4 separate regions of the Mus musculus genome follow, and all the other regions are linked to region 2. The links are chromatin loops, found by intact Hi-C in ENCODE. Cell type or tissue: heart. All regions are shown on one strand. Region 1 overlaps Naa35 (N(alpha)-acetyltransferase 35, NatC auxiliary subunit). Region 2 overlaps Agtpbp1 (ATP/GTP binding protein 1). Region 3 holds the start of Naa35 (N(alpha)-acetyltransferase 35, NatC auxiliary subunit). Region 4 holds the start of Spata31d1d (spermatogenesis associated 31 subfamily D, member 1D).

What was found. Peaks named below come from ENCODE experiments on the same cell type or tissue, not always from the same donor. Only the 100,000 strongest peaks of a DNase experiment are listed, where the experiment ranks them.
Region 1: it touches region 2 in a loop (2.6-fold over the local background); 2 of 42 quality-filtered maps call a loop at or near these places.
Region 3: a loop joins it to region 2, with 4 times the contacts of the local background. A loop is called at or near these places in 8 of 42 quality-filtered maps.
Region 4: it touches region 2 in a loop (3-fold over the local background); 11 of 42 quality-filtered maps call a loop at or near these places.

The regions. Positions count from the first base shown.
Region 1 is chr13:59,621,398-59,629,397 of GRCm38, forward strand. Naa35 (N(alpha)-acetyltransferase 35, NatC auxiliary subunit) reads left to right here. Exons shown (of 23, transcript NM_030153.2): 15 at 1,469-1,535; 16 at 3,108-3,206; 17 at 4,022-4,200; 18 at 6,481-6,617; 19 at 7,521-7,588. Among named protein-coding and RNA genes, the nearest start is that of Naa35, 40 kb to the left of the region's middle. In heart, a CTCF peak has its summit at 4,803; a DNase peak (open chromatin) is centred at 3,714; H3K4me3 peaks cover 363 bases; H3K27ac peaks cover 2,009 bases.
Region 2 is chr13:59,511,898-59,519,897 of GRCm38, forward strand. Agtpbp1 (ATP/GTP binding protein 1) reads right to left here. Exons shown (of 26, transcript NM_001377097.1): 9 at 5,756-5,793; 10 at 2,190-2,398; 11 at 427-604. Among named protein-coding and RNA genes, the nearest start is that of Agtpbp1, 41 kb to the right of the region's middle. In heart, a CTCF peak has its summit at 3,380 (motif pointing right); no DNase peak of the experiment used is centred here.
Region 3 is chr13:59,581,502-59,589,501 of GRCm38, forward strand. Naa35 (N(alpha)-acetyltransferase 35, NatC auxiliary subunit) reads left to right here and starts at 3,832. Exons shown (of 23, transcript NM_030153.2): 1 at 3,832-3,958; 2 at 4,652-4,780. The coding sequence starts at 4,657. It overlaps A230056J06Rik (RIKEN cDNA A230056J06 gene), which reads right to left and starts at 3,722. Exons shown (of 2, transcript NR_045633.1): 1 at 3,624-3,722; 2 at 1-1,729. In heart, a CTCF peak has its summit at 3,105; DNase peaks (open chromatin) are centred at 3,120 and 3,730; H3K4me3 peaks cover 2,489 bases; H3K27ac peaks cover 2,135 bases.
Region 4 is chr13:59,723,846-59,731,845 of GRCm38, forward strand. Spata31d1d (spermatogenesis associated 31 subfamily D, member 1D) reads right to left here and starts at 7,907. Exons shown (of 4, transcript NM_177711.3): 1 at 7,678-7,907; 2 at 6,936-6,978; 3 at 6,304-6,364; 4 at 2,080-5,572. The coding sequence starts at 7,875. The coding sequence ends at 2,131. In heart, no CTCF peak of the experiment used is centred here; DNase peaks (open chromatin) are centred at 2,853 and 4,756; H3K4me3 peaks cover 820 bases; H3K27ac peaks cover 1,902 bases; H3K27me3 peaks cover 574 bases.

The DNA of each region.
Region 1 (8,000 bases), 110 kb after region 2:
CCACCCAATGCTGTTTTAATTCTCTCTCTCTTTCTTCTTTGTAAGTGATTTGAAATTTTCCTCTGATTCACTAGGGTTTCTTTTCAAGATTTCAGGAGTTTTACCAGAATGGTTTTTAGCCAGTCTTCTCTACAACTCACCGTTAAGTCACCAAATCATATCATTTTCCTTATTGCTTGTTTAGCAGTTGTTTCACTTTTCTCCTTTTACATCAACTTCATTAGGGTTTCTGTTGTTTTGATTAAATGCTATGACCATAGTAACTTGGGGAGTGAAGGGTTTATTTCAGCTTGCAACTCTCAGGTCACACTCCATCACTTAAGGAAAACCAGGGTAGAACAAGGCAGGAGCTGATGCAGAGGACTGGAGAACACTGCTCACTGCCTTGCTCCCCCTGGCTTGCTGAACCTGTTGTCTAACAGCACACAGGACCGACCAGTCCAGGGTGGCACCACCCACAGTGAGCTGGAAAAGGCCTACAGGCCGACCTGGTAAGGGGCTTTACCCAAGCAAAGTTTCATCTTTTAAAATGACTCCAGCTGTGTCAAGTTTGCATAAACCAGCAGCACAATTAGCTGATGCCCTAGGTCTTTGGATCACCTACAGATATTCTTTGTGACATCCATGTCACATCAGGCTCTGCTGTTGTCGGGAGTGCTTTCTGTCCTTCCTTTAAGGCTGTTTGTGAGCATCTTTCCTTCAGCTACTTAGATTTAAAGAGTCAGGGAGGGTTTGCATTCTAATCTTACTATTTGTCAGTTAAAGACAGAGTCTTCTAGCTCCCCCCTCTCTTCTTTCTTTTTTTTCTTTCTAGCCCTTGTTCCTGTGTTCTGCTTTGCTCTCTCTTGGCCACCTGTCCTTCTCTGTTGTGTGGTCAGGTTCTCCTTCTTTCTGAGTCATCCGAGATTGCTCATCTCTGTCAAAGTGCCATCAAGGCACCAGGGGAAAGTCTTTTCTGCTTTTCCTTGGTCCCCTTAGATCCCCTATCACTGATCTCTTCGTGGTTTGTCTTTAATATCCTGGTATCTTTCAGCCTCCGTACCTACTCCAGGACTAGGTGGCAGGTCCTTAAAAATTTCGAGGAAGGGGCAGTTAGGTGAGGAAGGACATTTCTCAAGGAGAGTAGACAAGTCCAAGAAACATGGAGTGGTGGTGTATGGACAATTTCTGGTTGCAAATGAGGCTGCATCTTGATTTAGGACTCTAGATTCTGAGAGGATAATATTGTAAAATAAGAGGCAGAAGGCCAGGGAGACATGGGCTTTGGACACCTTACTCTGACTACACTTGTGTGCATACATGTGTGTGCAAAGCACAGGAGTATGAGACGATTAGCATCATGCTGGTGTTCCTCAACCTAGCCATGGGTTTGGTTGTGTTTTCTCTGTCAGTAGCTTCTGTAGTAATCACTGCTTCTTTTGCCTAAGCTACTTAGTTTGATGTTAGTGATGTGAATCTTATCTTGCAGGTGTTGCCTATATAATAATCACCAGGCTAAGGACTGTATCGACTCCTTTGTTACTCACTGTGTTCGGGTAAGAACTCAACTTGGGTTGTTGTGATGGGTACTTGGAAAATTATGCTGCACAGTTCTTTCTTACTCATTTATACTTCCCCCATGTCTTATTCATATCTAGTGACTATGTTAACATTTTTTCTCCTCTTACTGCTTGAGTGAGTATAGTACTCTTTGCAGGTTCAGATAACTACCACTGTCTATGGGGACTGAAGTGAAACATTGTAACTCCTGGCTGGGAAAGCCCTTGCTCCCTAGTATGCTTTATAAATGGACATACAAGCTTCACTTTTGACCTTAAAAAATGTTTTTGTAACATTCCTATATGCTTATCTTGGTACTGCTGTAATGAAAGGTTTCTGTGTAAATTAAGACTGTTAGTTTAAATAAAGTTGCAAACTTTTCTTTTTTCAGTTTGGGGAAATATACAGACTTGTAGATTAAGTTACTAGTCATTCTTATTTAATTATATAAATAGTTCTCTCACTTCATTATATTAACACTTCTCTTAGAATAATCAATTAGGAAGTTCTCTAGGGGCTAATTCTACTGCATGCGTTCATGTGTGCTACGTGTGTGTGCAAGTGTGAGCATGAAGGCAGTATTGTATGGTGGAAGACTAAGGAGACTGGATTTTATTTCTGTAATATTATCGCAGGTGTATTGCTTTACTTTCTGGAAATTACATCTTAAAGAGTGAGATGCTAGCAGGCTGAGCACCTGAGCATCACTTCTGTGAAATGTGAGGTGCCCGGACTAAAAATGTTTCAGGTTTTGGAATATTTGTGAGTTGAGTATCCCTATTTCAAAAACCTGCAATCTAGCATATTCTCAAGTATGGGGAGTTTTAATGTTCAGAATTTTTTTTGAAAACTGGACTTGGTGATACAGGCCTTTTGTCCTAACACTCAGGAAATGGACAGGGGATCACAACTTCAGGATCAGTCACCCTCAGCTACAGAGTGAGACTCTGTCTTGATTTATTTATCCATTTATCTATCTATCTATCTATCTATCATCTAGTTATTTGAGTTTTCAGATGAGAGATGCCCACCCTGTACCTCTGAACTCTTCTAAAACAGTTGCTAGTCCAAAGACAGCCTGTCAGAGGTCACTGATACAAGCTTTGTTATGCTTCAGAGAAGTTAGTCACATTTTCTAAATGCAGGCTGCTCACCATACGTGTCTGTTGTCGGATTAGTATAGTGTTCCAGAGTTTACAGGAAGCCGTGTTTTAGGTCCTTAGGAATAGAAGAGCCAGAGGTAGCAGCCTTGACTCAACTACCACAGAAACATTAGTATTGTAATCTTGACCTTAGTTTAAAATAAGGAGAAAAGGAAATGCAGGACAATTCCTGAAGGAGTATACTTTTGCCATAGGAAATCATATTTCACAAAAAGCTTCCTTTTCCCATCTCTTTATAAATTCTGATATTGAAGTCTTTAAAAATGGGCGCCTGTGTAAGAAACGTCAACAGTGTAATTGTGCATTTCTTACATGCATTTAACAAGATTTAAGAATTTGGCATATTGTTTCTTTAGGATAGAGGAAGTTCATGTTGACAGTTACTAATTTGTCTGTGTGTTACAGCCGTTTTGTAGTCTTGTTCAGATCCATGGCCATAACAGGGCTCGGCAGAGAGACAAGCTTGGTCACATTCTTGAGGAGTTTGCTACCTTGCAAGATGAGGTAAGAGCCAGATGTCTTTTGTACAATTCATCAAGACATAGGTTTCAAGAATAGCAAGCTCTTGTGAGAGCATTAACGATAGTCACAGAACTTGGCAGTGTGACACAGAAGGATCATGCATTGAGGCCAGCCTGGGTCTCACAGGATACTTTTTTTATACTTTAACTTTTGAAAAGCAGTTCTTCAAAACAGTGATTTGTGGATTAATTTTTTACTCTGATATACCTGTTTTTCCACTTAAAATGTAACAGTTTTATAGTCCAAGAGAAGCACGTACTTGAAGAAATGTGAGGATATACCTTATAAGCATCTTAAATCATGGCTTTGTCATCAAGATAAATTGTGGCTTGTGTAGATAACTATGGTTTCATGACAAGTTACCCGACATGAAACAGTTTAAAGGTGACTCACGGCCAGCAGTGGCTCCCATTACTAACACCACAGACCTGAGGTCACAAGTTGAAGCTTGTCTGTTTTAAGACAGGGCCTGTTTCCGCAGGCTTATTTTTAGCCATTGGGCGGGCTCACATGATCCTCCTGCTTTAGTCTCTGGAGTAGACTGGTGGTGCTCCGTGCTTACAAACATGTCCACCTCCTTGCCTGGATAAACTAACTTGCATTAATGTGCATGTTTATTTTGAGGAATAATTTGGGTAAATATTAAGTATTGCAGGGTAAGACCTTTGCAAACCTTACCATTGATGCATTTGAAAGGAAGACTTTGTTTGGAGTGTGAGATTTACATCTTCTGCTCATATTTTCAGATTCTCTTACTATCTGACTAATTGACCCTAAAGTAACAATTGTTTTGACAGGCAGAGAAGGTTGATGCAGCGCTTCATACTATGTTGTTGAAACAGGAGCCTCAGAGACAACATCTGGCCTGCTTAGGAACCTGGGTTCTTTACCATAACCTCCGGATTATGATCCAGTATCTGCTCAGTGGCTTTGAGCTGGAGCTGTACAGCATGCATGAGTACTACTACATCTACTGGTGAGCGCTGTTGCCGCTAGCAGTGATGGCGAGAGCAGAGACGTTGTGTGCATCTATAAAGTGTACAGTCGGGGTTGCTGTGTGCATGCAGTCTCTGATCACACACGCTTCCCTTTCACCGTGCTGAGGCACGGTCTCCATGCCAGCTGGACTGCAATCCCCAGGTTACTTTCCTCGTACAGTCTCACTGTAGGAACAGTGGTGTTAGAGATGCGAGGGACTGTATTTGATTTTATAAGGATAGGCTCTGGGGATTGGAGTCCTGTGGTCGGTCTTTCTGACAGGCTCTTTGACCAGCACAGCCATCTCACTGGCCCCTGGAATATTTTTCCTTAGTGCATTTTTACTGTTGTGGCACAGTTGGTAAAATATTTTGAGAATTAGAGCTAGGTCAAAGTATACATCTTTAGTGCTGTAACATTACACAAATATTGCTGTAACATTACACAAATGTCCTTTCTGTTGTTGGAATAATTCTATGGAAAATACTCATAAAAATAAATGGGTTAATTCGACCATCTTTTATTTGCAACTGTGGAGAAGAGAGAGTGCTGTTTGCTGACTTGTGCAGCACTAGTGGGTGCATGGTGCGGGTGCAGTTGGTGGAATGCGCTCTCTTGTGGACACCATGACTGCAGGCTAATCACTGGGAGATGAGCTGCAGCTTCCCCTTCAGTGGAGGGAAAGCTAGGGAGTTCTATGAAGAGGCTGTTTGCGGCTATCTTAGACATGAGAACAGGTAGAAAATACACAGCAAGCAAGTGTTGATCATCACGATGACAATCGTGAATTATCTTCACCTATCAAGGGATCGAGACAATTTTAAACAGTTTCTTCATCAAATGTCAAAATTTGATATGTTACACTTTGGTATTGTTTGCTCTTTAAACTTATAGTTAAATTCATTTAACTTAATCATTGCCCTGAGAGAGGAAAGACTATTGAAGTCCTTAAAAACGAGCAGCTGGTGTTTGGAAGGGCCCTATCAGCCCTTTCCTTCACCGTCTGTCCTCAGAGAATGTGGAAAGTATCACCTGTTATCTCGCTGGGGACCTTTGCACTGAGGGGACAGAGCAACCTTCTGGCTGTATGGTATTCAGTGGGGATTCCTTTGTAGTCTGTAAAGTGATACTACATGTCCTCCTTAAGAGCCGCCAGGTGCCTCTTGATGTTCTGCACTCCTCCATGCAGTGGTGGACCCCTTGTGCCTCCTTCAGGAGCTGTGACGATGCAGCTTCAAAACACAATTCCAAAGGCAACTTTAACTAGTTTCCGTGGGCCGCCGATGGCTCAGCAGGTCAAAGCATTTTCCACACAAGCCTGATGACCTCAGCTCCACCCACAGGAAAGGTGGGAAGAGAGAGCGGGCTGCACAGACCTGTCCTGTAGTCTGCATGTGTGCTCTCTGGACTCATCGCCATCTGTCACCCTCACACAATGTGAAGAAGAAGAATAATACATTTCAATGTAATGTCTTATATGTGCTTTGATATTGTAGCCTACCTGGTATCTTTCAGGGCAGTTTTGGAAATAGGCATCCTAAAATAGGTATAATAAGAGATCATAAACATCTTATAGATCTTTGGTTTTTAATTGTATATGAGTAGTCTTTAATTTACCTTATTCCTGGTTACACTGAAAATAGTGCGTCCCTTCTCCTAGATTTGAACTGCTTTTCTGGTTTAGAGTGCATTGTAAGGTTAAATTCTTTTTTAGCGTTGAACTAGAATATCTTATTTTATATTTTGAATAAATTTAAATAAGCCTAGATGTTTTTAAGCTTTAGAATGATTGTTATATAATACTAATAATTTCTGTACTTTCTAAATCAGTTTGTTTCATTTTTGTTGCAAAGAAAATATTTACTTAATAGATTGGAGTGAATTGTGTCCTGACAGTGAAAAAAAATTAAAGATATTCTAATTTGTATGAATGTAGATAATTATCCAGAAATCTTTTGAGAAGTTGTAAACTGGGAAAAGGGAGAGATCATGTCTAGTGCTCATTTTACATAAGATCTACTCTGATCAAACGGCAAAAAAAAAAAGTTTTTTTGTTTTTTTGTTTTTTTGTTTTTTTCAAATTTTAAAGCATTACAAACTGTCCACGTGGGGTTGAAGGCACATTAGAGTATTTGCTTGTGTTCGTCTCTGAGGCCATGGCTTCAGTCCCTCTTGTCAGGATGAAATAATAAAACCTGTCCATGATTACTAATACTTGTGTTGGCAAAGCTGTCTCCTGTAGCTCTCTGTCATTAATTGATACTCTGTGACTGTTAAGGTACCTCTCCGAGTTCCTGTATGCATGGCTGATGTCAACCCTGAGCCGCGCTGACGGCTCTCAGATGGCAGAGGAGAGGATCATGGAGGAACAGCAGAAAGGCCGCAGCAGCAAAAAAACAAAGAAGAAAAAGAAAGGTGCTGTAGACCGCCTGAGTCCTGTTCTGACAGTGTCTTAGGTTAGCAGGCTGCCGGGTGTTGGAATTACAGGTGTGCGCCATCACATCTGGCTGTGTGGACTGTCTGATAGACACGTCTGTGACGAGCTCCTTGTGAGCCGAAGTGGCTGCATGTGTCTGCGGGCTTCTTTCTCGCTCGCCATCATTAACGGAAGAGAGACTGGATCCCAGCCAGCATTAGTGGTGGGCCTTGCTTCTGAGCTCCTTTGCACCTCCAGGCACCAGAGGGTCTTAGAGCAGGAGGCAAGTTGTCCTCAGTTGTACAAGCAGACTAAGTGGGAGAGCAAGCAGGAGTCCATCTGGAGTTGTCCTGTCGTGGTGGGTGTGGACAGGCAATCACAGATCTCTGGGAAGCAGACGTTTCAAAGGCTCTACAGTACTTCTTGCCAAAAGTCGTTGGTATGCTCTTTGAAGAACACAGTTGCCTAACTTGTCAGCTCACTTCAGTTGTATTATTAGTAGATTTTGGTCATAAAGTTTACATCAGAGAAGCAAAAGTGAAGTTTATGTTCAGTAAATAAGCAGGGGGTGGGGTTTTTTTAAAAAGCCAAAACCTTCTCTCATCTATGCCTACAGCACTTCCTCCTCCCTCTGCTCCTTCCAGTTTCCCAACATCAACTCCTCCTGATTCTTTAAAAAAAAAAAATAGAGCAGAGCAGGACATTTTTTTTAAATGAGTTTTTCTTCTTGTTTCTCTTAATTTAAACTTTATGACCAAAATCTACAGATAATACAACTGAAGTGAGCTGACAAGTTAGGCAAACATGCTCTTCAGAGATCTGGTACTAAAGAATTTTGGCAAGAAGTAATGTGGGAGGGAGGGAGGGGGAAAGATTATAAAGATTCTTTTCTCTAATTGCAGTTCGTCCGTTGAGCCGAGAGATCACAATGAGCCAGGCCTATCAGAACATGTGTGCTGGGATGTTCAAGGTAAGTGGTGAGAATCGAGGCTTCTGTGGAACTGCCATTCGTACAGAATGTGTTTAAAATTCCCTCTTGGGCTGGAGAGATGGCTCAGTGGCTAAGAGCACTGACTCCTCTTCTGAAGGTCCTGAGTTCAATTCCCAGCAACCACATGGTGGCTCACAACCATCTGTAATGAGATCTGATGCCCTCTTCTGGTGTGTCTGAAGACAGCTACAGTGTACTTTATAATAATATAAATTATTATTATTATAATAATAATGGTGCAGTTTAACAGGCACCTTTTCCATCCTCATATTCCTCAAGTAGTTGACACCTTACCTCATGAGTAGATGGTTCTAGCATTCCTAGGATAATAATATGTAGGAGTGGACTCTAGTGTGGCTGGCCTGAGCAATACCAGGCATTTTTGCAAGGT
Region 2 (8,000 bases):
TATACATTTGATCCTTGCAACCACCTGGTAAAGGGAAGAACCAACATCTGAAGGCTGTCCTCTGACTCTCACGTGCTCACAGACCCAGGAGCACAAATGTGCATGTACATGGCACACACAACATATGTGGATGCCCACATAGTGACAATAATGATGCTACTACCAATGTGTAATTAAAATTCTTTTAAAAAGCTACACAGGTAATCGCAAACATACTGAGCATCTGATGTCATCCTCTTAATGTAATGTCACTATCTTGTATGACATCAACTTATATAATGTCTCCACCTTATACTTTTAATATTTACATTGATTGCTGACAAATTTTTGTGTATTTTCACACCTCATGCGCACATTAAACAACCAGATACACATTTTCGACAACAGAGTCACGGACTCCCACAGCAGCCCATGGCCCACCCCTACCTTCAGGCGGCAAGCTGTAGAGCTGGGCCACAGGTCCAGTCACAGGGATAATTGGCAATTGGAAGTGGAAAGAACTTTTAATGGTGGGGAGCGGAAGGCGGTTTTTGGGGAAGCATTTTCTCATTATCAGACTGGATGTGTTGACAAGAGGATCAAGAGTCCTGACCGCCAAGCACTCCTGTTCAAACAAGATGATGAGAGTTAGACCACAGCTCAGCACTGCGGTACTGGAAATGTAGCCACAAACAGCACACAGGGAACACTACAACACAACAGAGCTATCTAATGCCTTGCTCTTCAGAAGTACCTGTAACAGGGAGGCACATGTGACTTGTCCAGTAGCATTTTCCCTTAAAACGTTCACTAGGCAAAACTCAGTATTTATCTTTGACAGTGAAAGTCACCAAGTGTGAGTCCCTCCAACACCTGGCAGGTCTAGGGCGTGACGAGTGAGGGCAGCACTGAGACCCACAGTGTGAGAGGTAAAGTCGTGTGCATTGACTGTGTCTCTCTCTCTCTCTCTCTCTCTCTCTCTCTCTCTCTCTCTCTCTCTCTCCTATAAGAGGCAGCTGGCTACAGTGCAAGAGGTAAAGTCAGGTGCACTGACTGTGTCTCTCTCTGTGCCCCTCTCTGTCTGTCTGTCTGTCTGTCTCTCTCTCCTATAAGAGGCAGCTGGCTACAGTGCAAGAGGTACAGTCAGGTGCACTAACTGTCTCTCTCTCTCTCTCTCTCTCTCTCTCTCTCTCCCTCCCTCCCTCCCTCCCTCCCTCCCTCCCTCTCTCCTATAAGAGGCGGCTGGCTACAGTGCAAGAGGTACAGTCAGGTGCACTGACTGTGTCTCTCTCTCCTATAAAAGGCGGCTACAAGACAACAATGAGAGCAGATCCCACTCAGACACCTAAGAGTTTGGCTGGTCAGCCAGTGTCAAGAACAGGTGACTTAACAACATTGTCAGTGACAACTGGCCTTTCGGTGGCACTTTGACATACTACAGAATCTTCAACACATGACTAACTTAGTTAAACAGACAAGGCTTGGAAGTGTTAAACCACCTAATTCATAATCATACATCAATACCTATTAAGTGTGTATCTGGACAGTAAAAACGATTATATAAGATAGTTCTGGAAAAATGAATACAGTCAGAATAAACATGCCATATGTTTAATACCTTAACTACTATCATGTGGAGAGGTTGCTTATTGTGTGGAAAACAAAGAGCAGCCTGAATAACTGGCTGGTCACTTCAAAGGACAGGAGGCTACACTGCAACTTCCCTCTGTCCCCTCTAATGACGATCCCCAGGAAGCAGAAAAGGCCTTGGTGGCATACTGTGGTGATGTGTGAAGTTAAGACACCCTGCAGGGCTAGCAGGCTACATCTAGCTTTCTCTCTCTGTCTGCATGGCTCTATCCAGTAGAAAGACACTCCTAATGCTCACAGCATATTGGTCCTTCCAGTGGCGAATCCTCAAATACCTTGTAAGGGCACACAGATACCCGCCCACAGCATCAGGAGACCCTCCCACTGGGCACATTCTATATAGCTGCAGTACAAGGTTCATTCTCTAGACAAATGCCCCCGCCATTCTCTCTAGTCACCTCTGAGATCACATGTGAAAATCAAGTGAAATTCTTTGTGTGAAGAAATTTTAAAATATATTTATCATATGTATACTTTCCTAAGTACGTGCGCATTAATCCATTTTCCTAAGAACCAAAACATTATCATTAAAACAGAATAACAAAAATAAAGTAGCTTACTTGAGAAGTGTTATACAGAATTTTCATCCCATTCGCATCAATAAATGCTTTTCTGCCCAACTTGATGTTCGTGACACTTTTTAAGCTCTGTAGAATCCCCTTCCGAATGAGCATGTTTCTATGCCGATTATCATGCCGGTGCCAATCTACATAGATGGTTAGAAGCACTTGAACGTACCCTCTGTCCACCGCTCTCCTGGCGTTTGTCTCTTTAACAAAAGAAAATTGGGAAAGGTAATTTTATAAATGACAGGAAAAAGTTTTTAAAAGAATCAAACAAAAAGCAGAATATCAGTATTGTGATCAGTTCCCAGCCTTTAGTTAATAATTTTCTAATAAAATAATTATAGCCCATTCCAAAAATCATTAGTTTCCAAAAACATTCCTGCTTAATTATTTTATCATGATTTACAAATACTGGCATCTTCTTACTGGCTGGGCTTGGTGGTGCACACCTGCAGCCCCAGCACACCCAGAGTCAAGATGAGACCACAGTGTGAGACCAACGGGTCTTCATGGCAGCATGGTCTCAACAAGACTGAAAATACATTTATTTACTATGGCAAGGTCTGTAATTATATTTAGTTTTACTGATTTTAAAACTCCATATATTTTGAAACTTAAGTGTCTTTTTCATGAGACAGAAGACTCCTTGAGTGACCAGCTACGAGCATGACTTTGTTAAAGCCGTTATCACTTTTGCTTATTTCGATCACAAGCTGTTTAATCCACTGAATTATACCTACTGTTACTTATAAAATTTATCTTCCCAGTGGAATTAACAGTTCTAGTTATTCCACAATTATATAAGATATCCACTTCTTAGTAACATAAAATTTAAAATATAATTTATTGTACATAGAAGGTAAAAAAAAATAGTATGTGGTTATAAAATAGGTTTTTTTCTAGGTAGTAAAATCTTAATGTAAAAAAACTATAGGTTTTCTTAAATTGATCAATTTTAATGGAACACAACTAAAGAATCCATACATTTGAATTCTCTTTCTTAAGATTACAACCCAAAAGGACACACCTACCAAAGCAGCAGCCCTGGGATGCCATCAAGACAACAGGGGTGCTACCCAGAGCTGCTGTGGCAGGTCTGTAAGGGCTGCAGAGCAGGGCGGGGTGGGCAGCCCACCGGGGCTGCTTAGATACAAGCAAGCTCAAAGCTCTTCTTAATCTCCGTTACCCACTAGGAGGCGCTGGCTAGGCGGTGGACGAGATGGTGCTGACCTTAACCACCTACTGTGACCCTTACTTTCTACACAGGCTCACAGGGACTGAATCATAGCACATAGATAGAGACTCATTCTCCTTTACAACTATACTCTGACACTACACAGGTACAAAGGGCTCAGTGGGAGGCGGTGGGTCTCTTAGGACAGTGTTTTAAAACCTCTATTGTAAACTACTGTGAACTAGTCTAGTGCATCCTGGTATCAGCACCCAGGTGCTGGAAGCAAGAGGATTGCCAGCCTGGCCTCTTATAACAAGACCTTGTCTCAAACAAGAAAAAAACAAAAGTCAACAAAAAGACCCTCTACTGGGTCTTCATGGCTGGTCTCTGCAAGGCTGCTGCTACTTACATCCATTGAATTGTTTTGGCCCACATTATTTCCTTGTGCTTTAAGGCTAACTAACGATCTAACTCAGTTGATAGAGTGCTTGCCTATATCAGGAACAAGAGTCCTGTGGTTCAGCCCACAGCAGCACATACACCGAGAAAGAAGGTGAACATCTGTAATCTCAGCACTCAGGAGGTGGAGGCCGGAAGATCAGGAGTTCAAGGTCATCCTTGTCTACATAGCATGTTCAGGCCAGCCTTGATAGGGCAGATGTTGTCTCAAAAACAGCAAAAGTATTTTAAGTGAATACACACTTTTGTTTACACCACTTGACATGCATAAGCCTTTATTAGCTGTGAAAAAGACTTTGCTAAAAGCTTTACGGTCACTGTAATATTTACATTTTTGTTTCTGCTGCAATCTACAAAAGCCTAAATGGTACTTAGGGGAAATGTTATTTTTTAAAAGTAACATGCCAAATAAAGAATGCATTATAATTCAAACATAGGTGCTGAAGTGGCCCTTAAAATAAGATGAGAGTTACCTACAATCTGCACTGAGCACAAGCATAAGAAACTCATGTACGATTCCATTACAAACTCCTTCCCTCTCAAAGCACCAAGTGTAGGTCTGCTATTGAGCTGCACCCTTTCCTGTGCATCCCAGTGAGGCCCTGGCTACACTCGGGGTGGCACGCTCGCTGGGCTCACCACTCCTGCATGCACTTCCCATACCACATTTATTTTAGGGCAAATTTATCCACTAATGTAAGTGGCTGACCCACAATAAGCAAGTTTTAAATTCTCATAAAGAATGTTCCGAATTGCCCCAGTGCATTTCAAACTCTACAACCTGCTCTTCAACGCGGTCGTGTATTGTTATGTGTCCTGTGTTGTGCAGTGTGCAATTTGAAGAGCTATTAAATATAAACTACTCAGCAGTTGCTTTGCTTCATCAGGTGACCCTGTTCTATAGTTTATCACACCAGACAGAAGCAGTTACCCACCTGAGGCCCCAAGGGGAAACATGTAAATGAGAATTTGGTAAACATAAAAATCACATCTTTAAATTATCTTTACTCATATTTTAAGACAGGATCTTACTATGTAGTCATGAATGACCTGAAACTCACTACGTAGACCAAGTTAGCCTTGAATTTGCTAGCAATCCCCCTGCCTCTGCTTCCTGCCTACTGGAATGACAGTGCCTTTCACTGTGCCAGAAGAAACGGATTAACTTTTAACTAATCACAGACTTTTAAAAGTATATAGCACAAAAGCTTAGTGAACAAGGGGGCCCCACCCCTGACAATAGTTTCTGACCCTGCCTACTATGTACTGGGATGGGGGGCACAGAAAAGCCATCAACAGAGATCTTTAAGAGTATATGTAAAGATTAAATGTTAATGAAGCAACTGATCTTATGGAAGAATACTATGAATATAGTTGAAAACCATACTGAGCATGTATGAAGAACGCACGCGTCCCATATGAAGAGTACACGCATCATACATGCAGCACTCGTTCCCCAGCACCTTCACACGCCCGTGCATCAGCTCTGAAGGCAGCAGGTTATGTGCACACAAGCTCACTGCTCCAAGTTCCCATCACACCACTTCCACAGTGTTTTGAATTTGAACTTACGGTGAGAACAAAATTTCTAATAAAAGTCACTATGTTAAACTTATGTTATATGAAGCTGATATGTATTATGATGACAGGTTATTGAGCTAGAGTTTATTCCATCCCCTTGGATAATTTATTTAAGCACATCACTTTCATATTTCTAACAGGACATAAAGCCTTGTCATTAAAAGGAAAGAAGTAAATGTCATATAAGTATAATTTTCTGAGAAATAAACCTAATATGACATCAGGAACTTTGACTATAAGAAAATAGCTTTAACTATATACACTAAATCTAATTTCCAGCTTCTTGAACACAGATATACATTTAAAGTATTTTAATTACTATTATTTCTAGTATTTAAAAACTTACTTGATTTTAGCAATGCAGCAAGAGTGTCTAAAGCAACCCTGTCAACACAACAAGAAAACACAAACAACAACAAAACTAGTGAAATGAATCTACAATAAAAGCATGCAATCTTGTCAAGTATCATCTGTCTGTACCCATTCCAAGCATTTACTCTTGCAACAGCACTCATTATTTGGTGCTTCTCTGTGTGCATCTTGCCCTTGAGTTCAAAATTAGATAATAAGATTAAAATACTCAAAGTATTTGTATAATTTTAATAACATTAACATTGTCAAGTCTTTATGTCTCAAGCTAGATAAATGGGCTCAGTTAGTGTCACCATTTGACCTTTCAGAGTACACAAAGCAGCAGAAGGGAGGCCTCAGGGGCCCTGGGTACAAAAGAAGTAAAATAAGGACAAGTCCTAATGGTCTAACTCAGACCTGCGGCGCTCACAGTGCCTTTAGCTTTCTCACTTTAACTTTAGTACCATGTGCTAGGATCCTTAGATATACGGGTTAACAACTGTAAACACTACAGCTCAGAAGTAAACCTAATTATTCCCCCTTCACAGGATGTGGTAAAAGCCCTAAAAATTGAAAATACGTACATTTTCTTGAACATGCTCAGTTACACACAGTGATATCAGCTACCATAATCAGCCATAAAGGTACATTTTTTTTTCTATCACTGTAGAATGCCTATAATTCAAATTATTTATAAAAAGTGAGTTACTGGGGAAAAACATGGCCCTCAGTTTCAACTTCAAAAATGTAAGCTTACATACTATGCTATCTCCTTGAAGGTTTATCCATAATTTTCCCTAAAAACATGGCTATTATCAATCTGAAGCATCTCACTCAACATGAAGCATTTGTTGAATGCCCACTACACACTCCTCCTTCGTGGATTGGAATTAAAAGAAACATCACTTCAATGGATAGTTTTACAATCTACATTATGAAACACAATGTACGTACACATGAAAAACTACGTGAGAAAAAAAAATTCCAGCGCTGAAGCGAGTGGGTGGTAAGGGGGAAGCAGTGACAGATGGAGAGGCACAGACAGTGAAGTGACCAGATGAACACGCACAGACTGAGTGACCAGAGGCCCGAAATGTAACCAACACAACCACAAGGAAACCCAGAAACAAGCATTCATAACTACATCAGAAACCAATGCTTTATGGATACAGAAGCTATAAAATTTACACTATAATTGGCTAAAACCACCTTCAAAAAAATCTTGTATGTCAACTAACATAAACCCATAAACCTCTTGTTGATGAAGCGCCGTGTGGCCGCTGCCATGCTCTAAGGTGGGTGGGGCATACAGGGCAGGTAGGCAGCACGACAGTCATCTACAAAGGGCTTCCTGTTTAGGCAAAGGTCCTGCCCCCTGAGACACTGACTTAGGACCACCAGCATAGGGAGGGGCTGCAGATGAATCACCAGGGCTAGGTTCTCCTTTGTGATAGGAAAGCTGCCAGAACCCCTCAGCAGATGTTCCTGGCACTCCTCGTAGTCTTGCTGAGGTGGGCACATCCAGCGCAAGACAGAACAGACTGCCACAGAACTAAAGAAGTCCGCGTGCTGCTGTGCAGGCGATGCCTGGTTGCCTAGACAAGGGGCCTGCCTGCTCTGGAGGTGTACGATCTGCTGTGTAGACGGCTGGATGTCAAAGATCCTTATTATGCAGAAGCTCACCAACCAACACCATCTTACCCTCAGACACAGGGACACACTGCATCCTCTGTCTAGACTGTTTAGCAAGACTCCAGCAGCTGAGGACCACAAAGGTGAGCAAGCCTGGCAGCCTTCTGGAATGCTAAAGTTCCCATCTGTGGAGCTGTCACATTATAAAGACTGAGTCTACCAAACTGGCCTGTGCCTGGCTCACCTTAAAGAAAAGCAATGTGGGCCTGTGTACACTGAGCAGACACTCCAAACTGCCAAGCCTAAAAAGACAACGACACCCGCACACACCAACTGTTCTCAGGCTGCACAGGCCTGGGGATGGACAGGACACTGTGTCAGACAGGTGCATCATACCACAAAGCCAAGTCAAACACAACTAGGAATGCTGTCGCTCTGTAGCCCCTTGTTTAACTCCTATTATGGTATAAGCTCCTCTACATGGTGGTAAAACCCACAGAGCACAGATCCGTATTAGGGCACCTGACCTTCATGTACGAGGCTATGGGTTCAATCCCTGGTAGCAGTGAGGAACGGTACTACTTAAACTGAAACAAAATATATGCTCC
Region 3 (8,000 bases), 70 kb after region 2:
TTGAGGTCTCAGAAGCTAAAGTCCAGGCTCAGTGGCTCTTAGCTTTCCTGCTGCCAGTGCATCAAGATGTAGAACTCTCAGTTACTCTCTAACACCACGTCTGTCAGAGCGCCATCGTGCTTCCCACCGTGATAAATGACTAAACCTCTGAACTGTAAGTTATATATTAATATTAGTTAATTTTATTATTTTATTAATTAAATATTAAATTGATTAAATAAAATTAAGAGTTTAACTTTTCAACTCTATATAAGAGTTGAGGTGGTCATGGTGTCACTTCTCAGCAATAGAAATCCTAAGACGGTTCCATATGACAGGCAAACATGAATTTATATGATGAGGAATTTGGAATAGAGGAAGCCTTGAGTGACTATGTGTTGTAGACCTGGACACAGCCATGTAAAGAACTCTAAGATCTCTAGTTCATGGGACATTGGCAAAGCCAAGTCCGTGTATGGGCCAGGATGAAGAGGGGTGACAAAGTTCTCCTCACGAGTCCAGGTGTGATCATCACTGTGTGCAAATACTAATAACTTCAATAGTCCCACAAGTGTTAAATATTCCCGGAATGTGACTAAGTGAAGTACTAAGCCTCACTCTTGTATGGAGCCAAGAAAACCAGATGAGAAGTAATTTACGATGGAGCTGCAAAACACGGAAAAGAGCGATGCATTTTGGGATTTTGCAGTTCATGAAAGTCGGATTCTTACAACTCTGCAAGTGACAGTGCCTGTCCCTTGCTGGACTTGGTCTCAGGATAGGCCTAGGCAGGAGAATCACAAGTTTGAGGCTAGTCCGTCCTACACAGTCAACCCTTGTCTGAAAGTAAAAAGTAAAAAGACGACGGGAGGTGCAGTGAGTGGTGGGCTCTGCACAGGTGAGGCTGTGCCCAATCACAGTACCCCCAATTACAAAGCGTTACAAGTAAGAACACTGGGGATGGAGTATATTTAGACACCATCATAAAGCCAGGTTATCTATTTATCTATTCAATGTGGAGGAGTGAAAATGTTAATCTCTGTAAAAGACACAAGGGCAGAGGGAATGGGAAGAAGTAGACAGTACAGTTGAAAAGATGGGCAGATAGAGGAGCTGGACAATGGCTACTCCAAAAGGATGGGGTCACTTGCAGGACACACCTGCACCACTGCACATTCGAGAACTCACAGAAGCATCTCTAGAGATGAAGGGCAGGGCGAGGCTAAAGCAGGACTCCATGCTTAAGAAGCATACGATCTGACTTCTTCCCGGTTGTGTGGAGTTCCCTTCTGCCCCCGATCAATCCACTGAGAAGACTGTGAAAGGCGAAGCAAGCAGGGGGAGTTGTCAGCAGGGTGCGGCTTGGATAACAAAAGGATAACAAAGTACCCCATGCAAAAGAGTCCAGCAAAATGTCATAAAGGATTTGAGATTTGTCCTCCCTCAAGTCCCAGATTTCTTCTGCTACTCAACGGCTGGCGGCTGGCAGCTGGCAGATTCTGAGAGCAGGACTCGGTTGCAAAGCTCCAGGGACCTTTTGATGCCTACACTAAAGCTGTGCAGTATCCAGTTTGCACAGCCCATCCAGGAGGGCCTTGGGTTAGAGATGCCACCTCTCTGAAACTAAACCAGCTCATGACAAACAGCCCAGATGAATCCAGTGGTGTCAGCATTTGACAAGTCCCTGCAGGGAACACAATGGCTCCATCTACCATTTGAAAGCCAGCAGTCAGGACTTGAGAGACCTTTACTATGAAAGAGACATAAATACAGTCAGCATAGGATAAACAGAGACTCCACAGCCATGGATCTGGCTAAGGAATGAAAAACATCCAGAAAAATATTTTGAACATGCACAGAATAATGGAGTGATCCTTCCCTAAATAATACAGCAAACATTCAGAAGACATTTACATTGTAATAATCAAGTGATCTAGAGGTGAGAAAGTATATACGAGGGAGTTAGGAATTTATCTTAGTGTAGAACTAAGGCTCTAGGTTAAATTGCCAGGGAAACACACACACACACACACACACACACACACACACACACAGAGCTTTTATGTCCTCTCATTTTATTTTATTATTATTTATTTATTTATTTGTTGTTTTTTTTTTTTCGAGACAGGGTTTCTCTGCATAGCCCTGGCTGTCCTGGAACTCACTTTGTAGACCAGGCTGGCCTCGAATTCAGAAATCCTCCTGCCTCTGCCTTCCAAGTGCTGGGATTAAAGGCGTGTGCCACCACTGCCCGGCTTTATTTTATTTTTTTTAAAGATTTATTATATTTATGGGTGCACTGTAACTGTCTTTAGAGACACAAGAAGAGGGCACCAAACCCCTTTACAGATGGTTGTGAGCCACCATATGGTTGCTGGGAATTGAACTCAGGACCTCTGGAAGAGCAATTGGTGCTCTTAAACACTGAGTCATCTCTCAAGCCCATATATCCTCTTATTTTTTAAAAAGATCTATTTATGTGTCTACTTGAGTGTACAGCACCCGTATGCCAGTGCACTTCTGGACCACACTTACAGGTAGCTGTGCTACCTCCAGTGGGTCCTGGGAATGGAACTTAAGTTCTGTGGAAGAACAGGAAGCACTCTTAACCTATGATCCATCTCTACAGCCGCCCCCTCCATGAATCTTTATCAAATTAGTGTTTGTCACGCCCTTATACACAATATTGAACAAATCAGATGAACCCTGTTCACATTTTTCTAGGTTTCTTCTGGAGTCTCAAAAGGTCATTAAACCAGTTTGTGCGATTTCTTTACTCATTCTCCTCTTCTAAGGAGAACTAACTACATGCCTTACGTTTTTAGGGCAATTTAAACGAAAACAAAGTTCTTGTCCTCAGGAAATACACTCCATGGGGGAAACAATTTTTAAAAAATTTAAACAATCAACATGAAGTCCGAGGATACAGCCCAATGACAGATTGCTTGTGTACTCTTACTGAGTGTTAGCTCTCAACCCTGGGACAAATGCTAACGGAGATACCTATTTAACATGTATAGGCGGAACGGAACGTTCTCCTAGAATCCCAGTCTCTACCTGGTAGAAGCTATGGCTGGCATACCCGGCCCCCTTACTCCAGCACAGGGGCTGGGCTGCACTGCCCCCCAGCTGCCTTCGCAGACATTTTGGTTACCTGGTTCTTCTCTTACCCCTTCCCCTGGCCCCTTGGTCTCCCCGCTCTCCTCTCTGCTCTCCTCCCGTGAGCCGGCTCAGGGTCACATTCCCTCTGGACCCTTCTGGATGTCTGACTCTGGCTATGCTCTCCTTCATACCTACACTCAACCTTCTCCTCCACCATACTTAGAAGCAGTCGTGTCCTTTTTAAATATTTTTATTTTTTCATTAATTAAAGGACCTGGGTTCCTTTCCAAACACCACCCACATCCACACCCAATCTACTTTATGTCAGGATTATTAAGATAAAACTAAAACATCTGAGTTTGGAAGAAACGTGCTAGCAAGCTCGATGTAAATGTCTTATTTTTCTTTCCTTTACAAAGTGCTTGCGCGCTGAATGCAAGACATAATAAATAAGGTCAGTTTGCACAACCACAAAACAGCAATACGGCCGGCAGCTGGCCCCTCCCCGGAAGCCCTACCCCTCCCCTTCACCCTTGAGTCACCTTAAAGAGTTTCCCAGGAAGCACTCCAGGCTCCGCCTCTCTCTGGGTTCCGCCCACGGCCGGGTCTCGGCCGGAGGGGAGGAAAATGGTGCATGGTTTCCGGTCTCGCGATGTGCTATAATCCCGCGAGAAGAGAGGATGCGCGCCTACCCGGATGCGGCGGCCTAGGTGAGGGAGGGGGCGTGGTCGGTGCGCGGAGTCCCGAAAGTCGGGAGCCGGGAGCGCGCGCCCAGGGCGTACGCATGCGTGCACGCGGCCGGCGGGGCGGGGCTGCGAGGGGAGGGGGCGGCGGCGGCGACGGTATTGTCGGTGTCGTTATCTCCGTGGCGCGGACGGTGCGTTTTGACGCGGGTGGTCGTGGGAAAGTATCCGGGGTGGCCCAAGTGGGGCCGGTACGACCCCGAAGTCCGCCGTGGCGGATCTCAGGGAGTGGGCACCGGCGGCCGGTTCCTCGCCGCGCCTCGGGTCGGAGCCGAGGGCGCGCGCCGGGAGGCCGGGCTGTGCCCGTGTCGCCCGGGCGACGAGGGCCGCCTGCTGCCGGTTCCCCGCGTGGACCGGTCTCCGCCTCGATCTCGGTCTCAGTGGCGCTCGGCCCGCGGTGGGCCAGGGTCTCTGCGGAGGCGCCTGCAGGGCGAGGCAAGGCCCTGGTCTTGCGAAGCCCGCCAGGTGAAGGATGCTCGGTCGCTGCCGAGCTTTGAGGGTGGCTCTGATTCCCGGAGGCCGGGCTTGACAGCCGGCGTCTCCGGACTTGTAGTCTTGGGCTGGGATGCTTGAAGATCTCTGGAGGGATTGGAAGAAGTTGTGAGTCCTGGCAAGTGCGAATCAGTGCGGGAGCAGCAGCCCGGTTTATGTGAGGTCAGGTTGCTCAAAGCTAGGTGGTTGGGTTTTGTTTGTTTGTTTTTGCAGAATTCAAAGGCGTTCTGCCTGCAGAGTTTTGGAAGTCTTTCACCCAACACTTGGGGCAGTTTTGCAGCTCCTGTGCCTGCCAAAGCTATATTCCCAGCCTCACACCAATGTTCCCTTTGCAGGCATCATGGTTATGAAAGCTACTGTAGACGACGATGCTTCGGGATGGGAGCTCGGGGTCCCGGAAAAAATGGAAAAAAGTAGCACAAGCTGGGTGGACATAACCCAGGATTTTGAAGATGCTTGTCGAGGTGAGTTTTGAATTTGGGGGCTTTTTGGTTCAAAGCCTGGGGCAGGATACATGAGGTTTTCTCAACTTTGACTTAAAAAAAGAAAGAAAGAAAGAATAAGAAAAAAAAGAAAGACAACCTTGTGATTTTTTTTTTTTTTTTTTTTTTACTCAGATTTGTCGTTTTGTTTTTGAGAACGTGTCCTGTAGCCCAGGCTGACAATGTTCTTGTTGTGGAGATGACCTTGAGTTTCCTGCTCCTCTTGGATATTGAGATTACAAGCCTGGAGTATGATGTCAGGCTCAGTGTTGATAACCATACATTACTCTGCTCTTTGCTTTTTTACTTTTGGTCTAAAGCAAATGTATATCGGGTAAAACTTTAAATACGGATGTTGGCGATTTTTTTAAAGAGAGATTTTTCTTTCTGTATTTGTACATATGTGTGAGGGTGCTCACACTTGAGTGCATGTGGATGGCAGAATAAGGCGTTGGATCCCTTGGAGATGGAGTTATAGGCCTTTTCAGGAATCCTGGCTTATGCTGGGGTTTGAACTCTGGTTCTCATGATTGTGTACCAAATGCTCTTTCCGGCTCCTTGACAGTTTTCTCCTAAAGTTTCCTAACTTCAACAGGTTAGATAATCAGTCCGTGATAGCAGTGCCTACCTGTACACACACTTAACTGGGCACAAGAATTTTTGCGTATTTGAGATTTAAAAATGACCGTGTCCTATTGTTCTCTTTAAGATCCTCTGGTGACTTCCCAGGCTTCTCCGGCATGGTTTCCTAAGTTCTGGGCTGTTTCCTCCCATTGCCCTGTCCTTCCCACTCTTATCCCAGTGAATACCAAGGTGCCTTGCCTGGCTCTGTGAACTGTGTTCCCTGCACCTTGAGTTACTTTGTATCAGACCACTGTGTATGGCTTTTGCACATCTTATGTATCTTTCCTGGTGAAGGCTCACAAGGGCACCTGTAAGCAGATAACCTGTAAACAGATAGGCTAAAGGGCATCTTAATTGAGCCACCCTGTTTATCACCAGGATTGTAGGTGTTTGTGCTTTATTTACCCTGATAGGAGCTTGATAGTGGCAGAGATCGTGGGTATAACTGTAGAATATAGAGCTGTGTATGGCACATAGTAGGGCCACAGTGTTTGGTAATAACTAGATTTAGTGGCATGTACTAGTAGTGCCATTAGTAGTCTTAGCTACTTGGGTGTTTGAGTCAGGATCACTTGAAGCTGAGAAGTGCAAGACTGTTGTGAGCGGTGTAGACTTCCCTCTGTAAGAACACTCTTCCCTCCCCAGCAGCAAGTGTTTAGAGTGACACACATGAGTGTGTGCAGTCTAAGGGACAGACTGGAGGACGAGAGGAAGGAGTCAGCAGTGAGAGAGCTTGGACTGAGAGAGGATGGGTTCAAGGCCGGGTACTGAGTAAAGGCATAGGATGAGTGGTGCTGGGGTCGGGAAAGTGAGCCGAGAGACTGGGTAAGGTGGTGCAGATAAGGGAGAGTGGGAAGCTTGGGTGGTTAGGTGTTCCTTCCTGACCCATGTGCTTGCCAGCCAGGTCTTTGGTAGTAACAAGGTGGTTTTGAAGGAGAGGAGTGAAGACTGGGTGCAGCACCAGGTAGAAAGGAAGCCAGCCGGGGCTAGAAACCATGTGCCTTCTGTCCCTTTGATGGTTCAAACTACATGTCCACTTCAAGTTTGTCTCAGTGAGAAAGTAGAAGAACCCTGGACTAAGTCTCCCCTGTAAGTCTACTGCTCTATGTCTACCAGGAGGAGAGCTGTGTTATATGGCAGGTTTTATGCTCAGATGTTGGGGTGACTAAATGGTTCACATCTGTCATTGTGTTCTTTTTTTCTTAAAGTCATCTCTGTTGGACAGCTGGCGTCATGAGCCTTAAGTGGGAAAGGGTGAAGTTGTGTCTTAAAGGAAAAGTCTCATTTCTGTAAGTGAAGGTGAGGACAAGACCCTAGAGTGAGCTAAACTGAATTGCCTTTGTCGACCCTAAATAACTGCCTGGCCACAGAACAGTGTTTAGGTTCAGTGCTGTTGCTTTGTTGGTTTGAGCTTGTTTTTTGGGCAGTGGGAAAGGTTTCGAGCCTGAGATTTCAAGTGTATTTTTCTTGATGTTTATAGTTTACATATAGATAACAAGTTTTCTCATCACATTTTCATATGTACTCATTTTGGTTGATTCTCTTTTATGTCACTTCTCTCCCTCTCTCCCCTCTTCTCCTTGTACCCTGTATTCTTCTCTGTATTGTCCTGTCACTGAGTGCTGCTACCCTCCGCGCCTCATTTCCTTAGAGCCTCTTCCTGCCCTCTCATGGGTTCTTTACTGGTCCATGGTCTTCTGCTTCCATGTAAATGCACGGATTACAGTTAGCATCTAGTGAGCGCATGGGAGACAGTACTCAGGGAATATGCCTTTCTGAGCCTGAGTTACCTCACATAATTTATTTTCTACTTTTATCCAGTTTTCTGCGGATTTCATTTTTCGTTATGGCTGAGGTAATTCCACAGTGTGTATATTCCATGGTGTGTCTTTCTCACATTTCATTATACACAATGTGTCTATCTCACATTTTCATTATTTGTTCCTCTGTTGGTGGACATCTAAGGCTGCTGCCATTCCCTGGCTATTGTGACTGGAGCAGCTGTGAATGTGGGCGTGAGGTATCTTGTGAGATAAGACCTTCCGATTTTATGCCCACGTTCATGCAGAAGGGTAGTGTGATGGCTCTAGATTGCTTTATTTATTTGTATTTTTGAAAATCTCTGGCTGATTTTCAGCATGCTATGCGGGTTCCACCCACAGTGAGTTTGGGGCCCCTGGTTCACTCCATGGGCAGTTCGTCTTGTTGCTCACAGTCAGTCTGACTAGGGGGAAGTGCAGTTGCAGAGTAGTTTTAATTCCTTTTCCTTGGTGATCAAGGGTGCTGAACATTTCTTGTACTAATATTTACTACTCAAGTTTCTGTTGAGAATGGTCTGTTCAGTTCATTAGCCCATTTGTTGTTTGACACTTTATTCTTTCGGTATTTAATTCTTGGAGTTCCTTATTTTTAGATATTAACCCCTGTCTGAAGAATAATAAGCAAGGGTTTTCTCTCCTTTCATCAGCTGTATTCCCTCTGTCAATGGTTTCTTTGCCCATTCTGGGGCTCTTTTGTGCGGTTCGTGGGCTAGTCAGAAAGTCCTTGCCTGTGCCTATGTCTGGGTGTCTACCCCTAG
Region 4 (8,000 bases), 210 kb after region 2:
ACTGTGGTCAGACAGGCTGTAGACTAGGGTAAGGTGATAACCAGCCACCAATGGGAAATCAGAGACTAGACAGACTGACAGGTCAGTGGCCACAAGTTGAAAACACGAGATTGGTTGAGCAGGCTGCCATAGACCAGGGTAAGGTAGGGAATGGATACGGGAGGAATGGCATTAGAGAGCAGGCCACATGGCCGTGGACTGAGATGTCTGGAAGGGAGGACCTCAGGAAGGCAAGGCAGTCATGTACAAGAATCAAGAGGCAACAAAGCAGGCTACATTAGGGTGAGACAGGCAGCCACACCAACGCATGCTATGGTATGGGACATGCTTGGTGGAATAGGGTCAGGTAGGCTAAGCGGCAGACTGCTGGTAGGCCAAAGGTAATCTGATGAATAGAGGGCTCACAGTCCAGGTAACAGCCTGGGCGTCCATGTGGATGGACTAGGGTAAGCTATGGAGCAGAGTGGGCTTGCAGGCAGATGGGTGACTTGGAGAAACTGGTCTGCTGTGTGGAGCAATGGCGGCCAGAAACATGATCTGCTGACAGCTTGGTAGATGCAGGCTAGGAAGGGGGGCTGCTAGAAATGCTTATTGGCAAACCAGGAGGCGGGGCTGGCCTGAGGAGGAGACACAGGAAACAGGATAAGCAGGTGTGGGAGACAAGCGGGGTGTTACTGCAGCACGCTGGGTAGACCGGGGGTGCGGGGGGGGGGGGAAGCAGCATGCGGCAGGCCAGGTCATGGGGGGGGGCTAGAGGACCACAGCGTACCCGACAGAATGGAGCGAGGAAGGCAGTGCCCCCTGGGGAAAGTTGCACTCGTTGGAATGGGGTGGAGGGCAGCGGCACAGGATGGCAGAAAGCTCGTGAACTAGGCAGGTTGCAGGCCAAGAGGCTCCGAATCAGGACGGGTTACAGTGATATGGCTGGATGAATTGGGCAAACGGGCAGCCTAGCACAGAGGACCATGCCAAGGGAATCTGGGGAAAGGCCCTGGCAGGCAGGTTAGTTGGCCATACAAGAGAGTACGTTGGGAAATGGCACTGGGAAGTGGGTAGTGGGAGTAAAGTGAGACGTGGAGGCACGCTGGGATTGCTTAGGGGCCTCTGGGATCAGCCTCAGAGGCAGCTCAGGACTTAGCTTACTAGTGTGTGTTGGTTAACACTAACTAGCCAGGCTGGTGGGGCAAGACAACATGAGTTAGGATAAATGTAGGCTGATGGGTGGGGCAGACCTATGGGTTGCCAAGGTTCCTTAGTAGCCTAGGAGAATATTAGGTAGTTGTGCTGGCTAGTTTTCTATCAACTTGACACAGACTTGAGTCATCTGCGGGGAGGGAACCCCAGTTGATAAAATGCCTCATTTTAAGATTGGGCTTCAGGCAAGCTTGTAGGACATTTTCTTAATTAATGATTGATGGAGGGTCCAGTCCCTCCAACTGATAGGAGGGAGCAGGTGGTCCTGGGTTCTATAAGAAAGCAGGCCGAGCAAGCCAGCAAGCAGCAGCAGCAGCAGCAGCTCTTGAGTTTGCTTCCTTCCCTCAGTGGACGTTAACTTGGGATATGTAAGCCAAATAAGCCTTTCGAGTGGCTTTTGGTCATGATGTTTCATCCTAGCAACACAAACCCAAACAGGCTGAAGAAAATGACTCGGGAAGAGAGCTGTCTCTCTGGGTTGGTTTTCCAGAGTCAAAACCACTCTGAGAGGATGAACTGTTTTTTGCAGGTGACACATCTTAGGGTAAGGAGGCCCTCGCTCTCAAGGATATGAGAGTCAATGAGGGGGAGGTGTGGGCTGCTGCACATCAGCACTAAGGCTGAGCTGAGAGTTAGGAAGCCAGCTGGACCAAAAGTTCTTCTCAAGGCTCATCACATCCATTCCTAACAAGAGCACAGGGAGCCAGGCCACCTCAGAGGCACACAATGAAATTGGTGAGAGCTGAATGAACCCAGCCCTTTCCCTAAACACGAGCCCTGTGTTTTCCTAAAATCCACTCCATGCACAGCACACACACACACGCACACACACACACACACACACACACACACACACGCACGCACACACACACCACACAAAAGACATTACTTTATGAAAACATTTATTGAGGGTGCTGAGTACTGTTAAGAGGTGGATTATTTCTGGGGGACAAAAGCTTTTCCTCTGAAATTCTGAGCCAGAATTTTCTGTTCACATAACCGGGACATGTCGGCCAACATAGTCCCTACAGCAAAGGGGGGTGTCCCCTGAGGAACTTTCCCAGCTCGACTCCACAGGAGATTTTGGCGCAGTTCTGACTCTCTGTGGGACGCGGATGGGCGAGGCTGTAAAGCCTCACATTTCTGGGGCTGTCTGGCCCTTTCTGCCACGCATCTCTTTTGATCAACAAAAGCAGCGGCCTGATTGTGGAACCTGGGACTTGGCACTTTAGAGACCGGTGCTGGGGGGTGGAGCTGGCGTCCCTGGACTGGGTCTGTTGGGACGCAATACTCTCTCTTCGGCTTAGTTTTTACAGGCTTGGTGGGCGGAGATACGGGCACGCGGGGGCGCATGGTATCTGCCGCACCATGCCTGTGCCCCGGTTGCTCCTTGGGGACCTTCCCAAAGTCTCTCAGGGCTTTCTGAGCTACAGTGTTCCCAGGAAAGGTAGCTCTCCCCTTTTGTTCCGGGTCGTGTGCTGGTGACGGTGGGGAAGTGCCCCTTTTCAGGAGTGCTTCCTGTCCTTTGCATTTTCTGTCAGGAGAAAGCCACTGGAAAAAGTGTTTGACCTGCTTCCTGAAGTGATGCTCAGGAGGAGACAGGGCCTTCACGGGCGGTGACGGTGGGATCGGTCTTTTCCCATGATTCCCCGGGGTCGGGCTATCCTGCGCACGGTGAATCTTCCCACTGGGTTGTAACGTCTCAGGCCCTGCAACCCCTTCTATTTTCCACGACCTCTTGGCAGATTGAGGGCTGTCCTTGTTCAGACCCTTGCCTAAGGAGTGAGCAGGCATCTCAGGCTCCTGTGGCTGCACCTGAACTGCATTGGTGAGAGCGCTGGAAGGCATCTGATCATGAATGGGTAAAGGTGTGTGAGTGAGTTTATCTGAGACAGGGAGCATGACTTTTGGGGGCTCTGAAGCTTGGATGGGCTGACGGTTTTCTGATTCGGATTTCTCCTCCCTGGTCACCTGACAACTAAAGTCAGATGCCTGAATGTCCGGGGGACCTGATATTCCTTCCGGGGCTCTTCCAGCTAACTGGGTTCTTTGTGTGCTTGGTGTATTCCCATCTCCATCTTTAGCACTCTTGCACTGGCTGGCTTTCGAGATCTTGGTAGGTCGTGGTTGAAGGCCACCGAGCTGCTCTTTGACTATGTTACTGACCTTGTTGGATACAAATACGTGTTTGTCATCCATCTTTGTCCCTTGAGGCCCCTGGACTATTTTGCTAGAACTTAGGCTCTTACCCACTGGCATGGGGCCAGCCTTAGCCAACATTTTGGGCACATCTGGGCTGGGTTTTTTGGCTTCTGACTCCTTCAGGATGGTGGTGTCTAAGACAACAGATGTCTGCTGCACGCCAGGCACTGTAATTCTGTGTACGCTTTTGGTATCTTCATCCTTGATATCAGAAGGTGACTGTCTCTCAGCCTTTTTTTCTTCCTTGCCCACACATGGCTTAAAATGAAGGGGACGATGCTTTAATCTGGACAGAGTGACAGGGACCTGATCCTCATTGGTTCCATCGATGTGGCTTTTCAAATGTTCTTTCGGAGGAGTTTCAAATTTTTTCCGACATTGGCTTACCTGTGAGGTCTCTGAAGATTGATCTGACAGACTGCCTGAGTGGCCCTGTAGGTTCTCATGGTCAGATGGCAGGCTGTTGTCTAGAGCAGTCTTGGAGTTACTGCAGATATATTTTTGGATAATCTCTAGAGTCTGTTCGTGTGCTTTTACTGTTTTTCTCTCTACAGAAACAGACTTCTCTTGGGGGCTTCCAGATTGGTTCGACACAGTGTTGGGCCAGGCTTTGTTGTCTTTGTGCTTAAAGCCAGAGAGCCCAGAGCTGCTCTTAGATGCTTCTGAAGGGTCAGGATTTGCCCACAGCTGCGACTTATAGATCCCCTGAGGCAGGCCCCAGCGCTGTAGGATGAGCCTCTTTCGAAGGTGCTGCTCGAACATCTTCTGGAACCCGTCAGCCAGGGGGAAGTCTCTAGGAGGAACGGACCTGGGAGTTTGGAGCTTGGAGGACTTTATGGCCAGGGAGAGCTTTGAAGGAAGGAGGGAAAGTTCTTCCTGAGGTTTTTGGACCACAGAGGGTAAAGCCCACTCCCTCTCCGGGTCTTTCGCCATCATGTTGTACTCTAGGTGGTGGATTTCCGATTGCAATAGAGCTTTTGCCTCCTGGGATCTGCGGAAATACACACCGCAAACCCTAACCTGAGATTGAGAGGACGGTGACGGCCCTGGGAGTGTTTGAAGCTGGGAGTGGGGTGTGGCAAGCTGGATGCTCTGGTACTGAGATTGAGTCAAGGTCTGTGATTGTCTCTCAGGCAAGGGCAGAGGTGAGGGGGGAGCCAGGGCCGGGGAGTCTGTGGTCCTGTTGAACCAGATGCACATGGAAGAGCAGTGAGATGACAGTGTAGTGATACAGCTCATGGACTCGCTGTGGAGATAAGGGAGGCCCCAGAAGTGCTGCATGGGCATGGCCTCTAACTGGCCCCCAGAGCTCTGCACTTGAGCAAGCCCCTGCTGAGGATTGAGCTCGCTGAGTATGACTCTGCTGCCCCCTAGGGGAAAGGAGGCTCCTAGGTTCTGCTCAGCAGTTGGTTCTGCTTCTCCTTCCCTGTCCTTCAGTGTAAGAACGTCAGCCTGGCTTTCCTCTTGTCTCTCAAGTATTTTCAGGACTTTCTGGGGCACTGTGAAATGGGGTGAGGCTTGTCCCCGCCAAAAATCTTCAGAAGAGCAGTGGTTGGGTATCTCTTGGTTAACTAAGCATTTTAACTGGGATGGGGAGGAGCTCTGAGCACCAGGCTGCTGCTGGTAGGACACTGGCAAGGCATCACAAGTTGTTGTTGCATGGAGAAACTGGTCACCATGGCTGCCAGCCAAGGAGAGAATGTCTTCCGGTCTTAAAGGCCCTTCTGTTTGCTGAGCTGCAGGATGTGCCACGGAAGGAGACTTGGGAAGTGGGTGAGGTAGGAGGTGATCCAGTGGGAAACCAGTGCTTGTGAGAGTGGGCTCTGGTGGCAGAGAGTCACCCTGTGGTGTGCCCAAAAGGGTGTCTTCCAAGGGGGTGAACGTGCTAGTTGAGAGAATGGAGGGAGGAGGGGGAGAAGGTGCAACTGAAAAAGATGAGAGCTGATATCCCGAAGGGCTTGGGGAGAGGGAAGAAGAGAGAGTGAATGAGGCCTCAGTCACAGAAGCTGTGGAGGCCATGGAAGCCATACTGGATGCAGAGGCAGAGCAGTCTTCTAGGCTGGCCCATGAGAGCAGTCGCCTGACCTTCACTGTGGCTCCATTGCACACATCACAACGGGGATCCTGACAAAGCGCTTGCCGGAAGTAGAAGGGGTCGTAGAGCTGCCCACAGGGGCTGAAGAACACACAAAGTTCAGATCTGTAGTCAGGACCTGGGTTCCAGTTAGCTTTACCTGTCAACTTGACATAACCTAGGCTTTACCTGAGAGAAGAGACTCTGTGGAGGGATTGCCTAGATAAGACAGGCCTGCGGGAAGGTTGTCTTGGCTGTTTGAAGGCCCGGCCCATCCCTAGGCAGATGGTGCTGCCGTGTTTAAGAAAACTAGTTGACTATGAACCTACCTCCACTTGAGCTAGCAAGCAGTACTCCCCACAGTGCTTGGATGTGAAGTAGGTTGCTCACATCCTTGCTTGGAGGCAATGATGTGTACAGTAGCAGTCAGGTCTGCCTTCAAGTTCCTGCCTTGACTTCCCTCAACAAGTGAGCATGGTCTGGATGTGTAGGCTGAAGGAAACCTTTGTTCCTTAAAGTCCCTTTTGGTTAGGGTGTTTTATCACACCGACAGATTCAAAACTAGGACAACCAGCACGCATAAAAAAGAAGGTCTACCAGCCCATTTGGGGTGCGGATACCCGAAGCTTTTGTGCTTATTCCTCTTGCTCTGTCCTTGGCCACCAGGGAGGCTGCAGTCTCACCCCATACCCCCAGTTTATACACTTATTCCTTTGCTCCTTTAGCTATCCCTTCCCATGACAAGAGTAGGCTATGCTAAGTCCCCGGGACACATTGACCTTGGGGTGGGGTTTTGGGGGGACAGGCGGTGAAGGAAAGGCGTTAAGAGTCACCTTTGCACAACAGCTTGCAGCTTCCTCCGCTCCCGAGCTTCTCCATGGAAGTTTCTGAATTCTGGAAGGCAGGGGTATGGGTTGTTTGGAATGAAAGACAAAGATGTGGGCATCGCATCTCTTCTAAGGGAAACACCTGAGCTACTGTAGTCTGATATCAGGAAACAGGAGACGTGGTGACGTCACTGGCAACAGTGCCAGCAACACCTGCTCACCCGTGTTTCTTCACGAGCATCAGTCATCTCAGTCTCCCGTGTTTCTTCATGGACACCCCACACAGGAGCTCCCAAGCTGGGCTTCCTCAGAGATGGCTGAGCATCCAGGTGTGAAGTACACACATGATACTAGGAGTGGGAGCTGGGGCTCCCAAATAACCCGTAGTCCTCCCTAGATGCCTCCTGTGCTCACCGCATGGGCAGCACCTACTGCCCAGGTCAGGTATCATTGCTTCCTGCCTGTGGTGAGCTGAGGGGGGACACAGGGCTCCTCCTCAGTCTTCTCTGAGGGCTCTATTGCCAGGGACAGAGTGTGTGCCTGGTGACGGAATAGCCTCAGATCATGGAACTGGACGCTTATGGAAATGACAGGAAGAAAGAAACTGGGGTGGTAAGACCTTCGAGCTGGGAGCCTACCATTAAATGACGCTCTCCTTTCCCGCTTAGCTCTGCCTTGTTGCTGTGAACAAAAAGAAAACATATTTTTTTTCCTGATGTTTTCCCTAGGATCCCCAAAACGTCCATTAACCAAGAACATTATAATTTCCCATCAAGCGAGTTTAATGCCTATCTTTATTATTATTTACTTTCAAAGGTAATAGAATATTTTCAGGTTTTTCCTTCTTTAGGAAAAACAAAGGAAGATTTTCATCTGCAAGTTTCAGGCTGGGAATATCAAGATGACGTCCTGAGCTGAGCAGCACAGACTCTGGGGCCAGGGCTCTGGTGATGCTGCCCCTGAGACACTTTCAAAGCTCAGGCTCCAGATTCTGCTCAGAGGTCCCTTGTAGCCATAGTTGGAAGGCCAGGAGAAGGGGGCTGAAGGAACATATTGAGGCAGGACTGGGGCCTGGGACCCAATGTCAGCAGACACAGTTCTCTTTTAGAAAGCCTGACGCCTGGAGCCAAGCCATTAAGACCAGGAATGGGTGCTTTACACTGGACATGGACACCCAGGGAGGGAGGCTATAGATCAGATGAAACTAATGCCTTCCATCCCAGGCTTCCTGCTCTAAGTCCGCAGTGCTCTCTCCTCTCCACAGTATCGTAACAGCTCAGGTACTGCGCTCAGACAGCCAAACTCACTGGATAACATGAAAGTAGAAAAAGCGACTACAAAAGAAGAGAGTGCCCCCAGGAAGTCTCCGTACAGCCTTACCTTCCTGACTCCTTGGCTGGTCTGTGTGGGTAAGAAGGGTTTCAGTATCAGGTACCTTAGGAACAAAAACAGCAGCCCAAGTACACTCAGAATGATGCATTTGGGGTAAATGTCCACGAAGATGGAGCCAATGCTCAACCATGATTCCTTAGCGCTAGTTAGAATGGAGCTATTGAGAATGGAGAGAACCTTTTTCATAGTGTGAATCTCAGGGGCTGCCTAAGGCAGCTGAGAGCTGAGGCTGTAAGTGGGCAGGCCTGCATCACAGAGCAGGGAAGAGTCATAGAGCCATTGTGAGGGCGGGGAGGAGGCTAAGCCCTCAG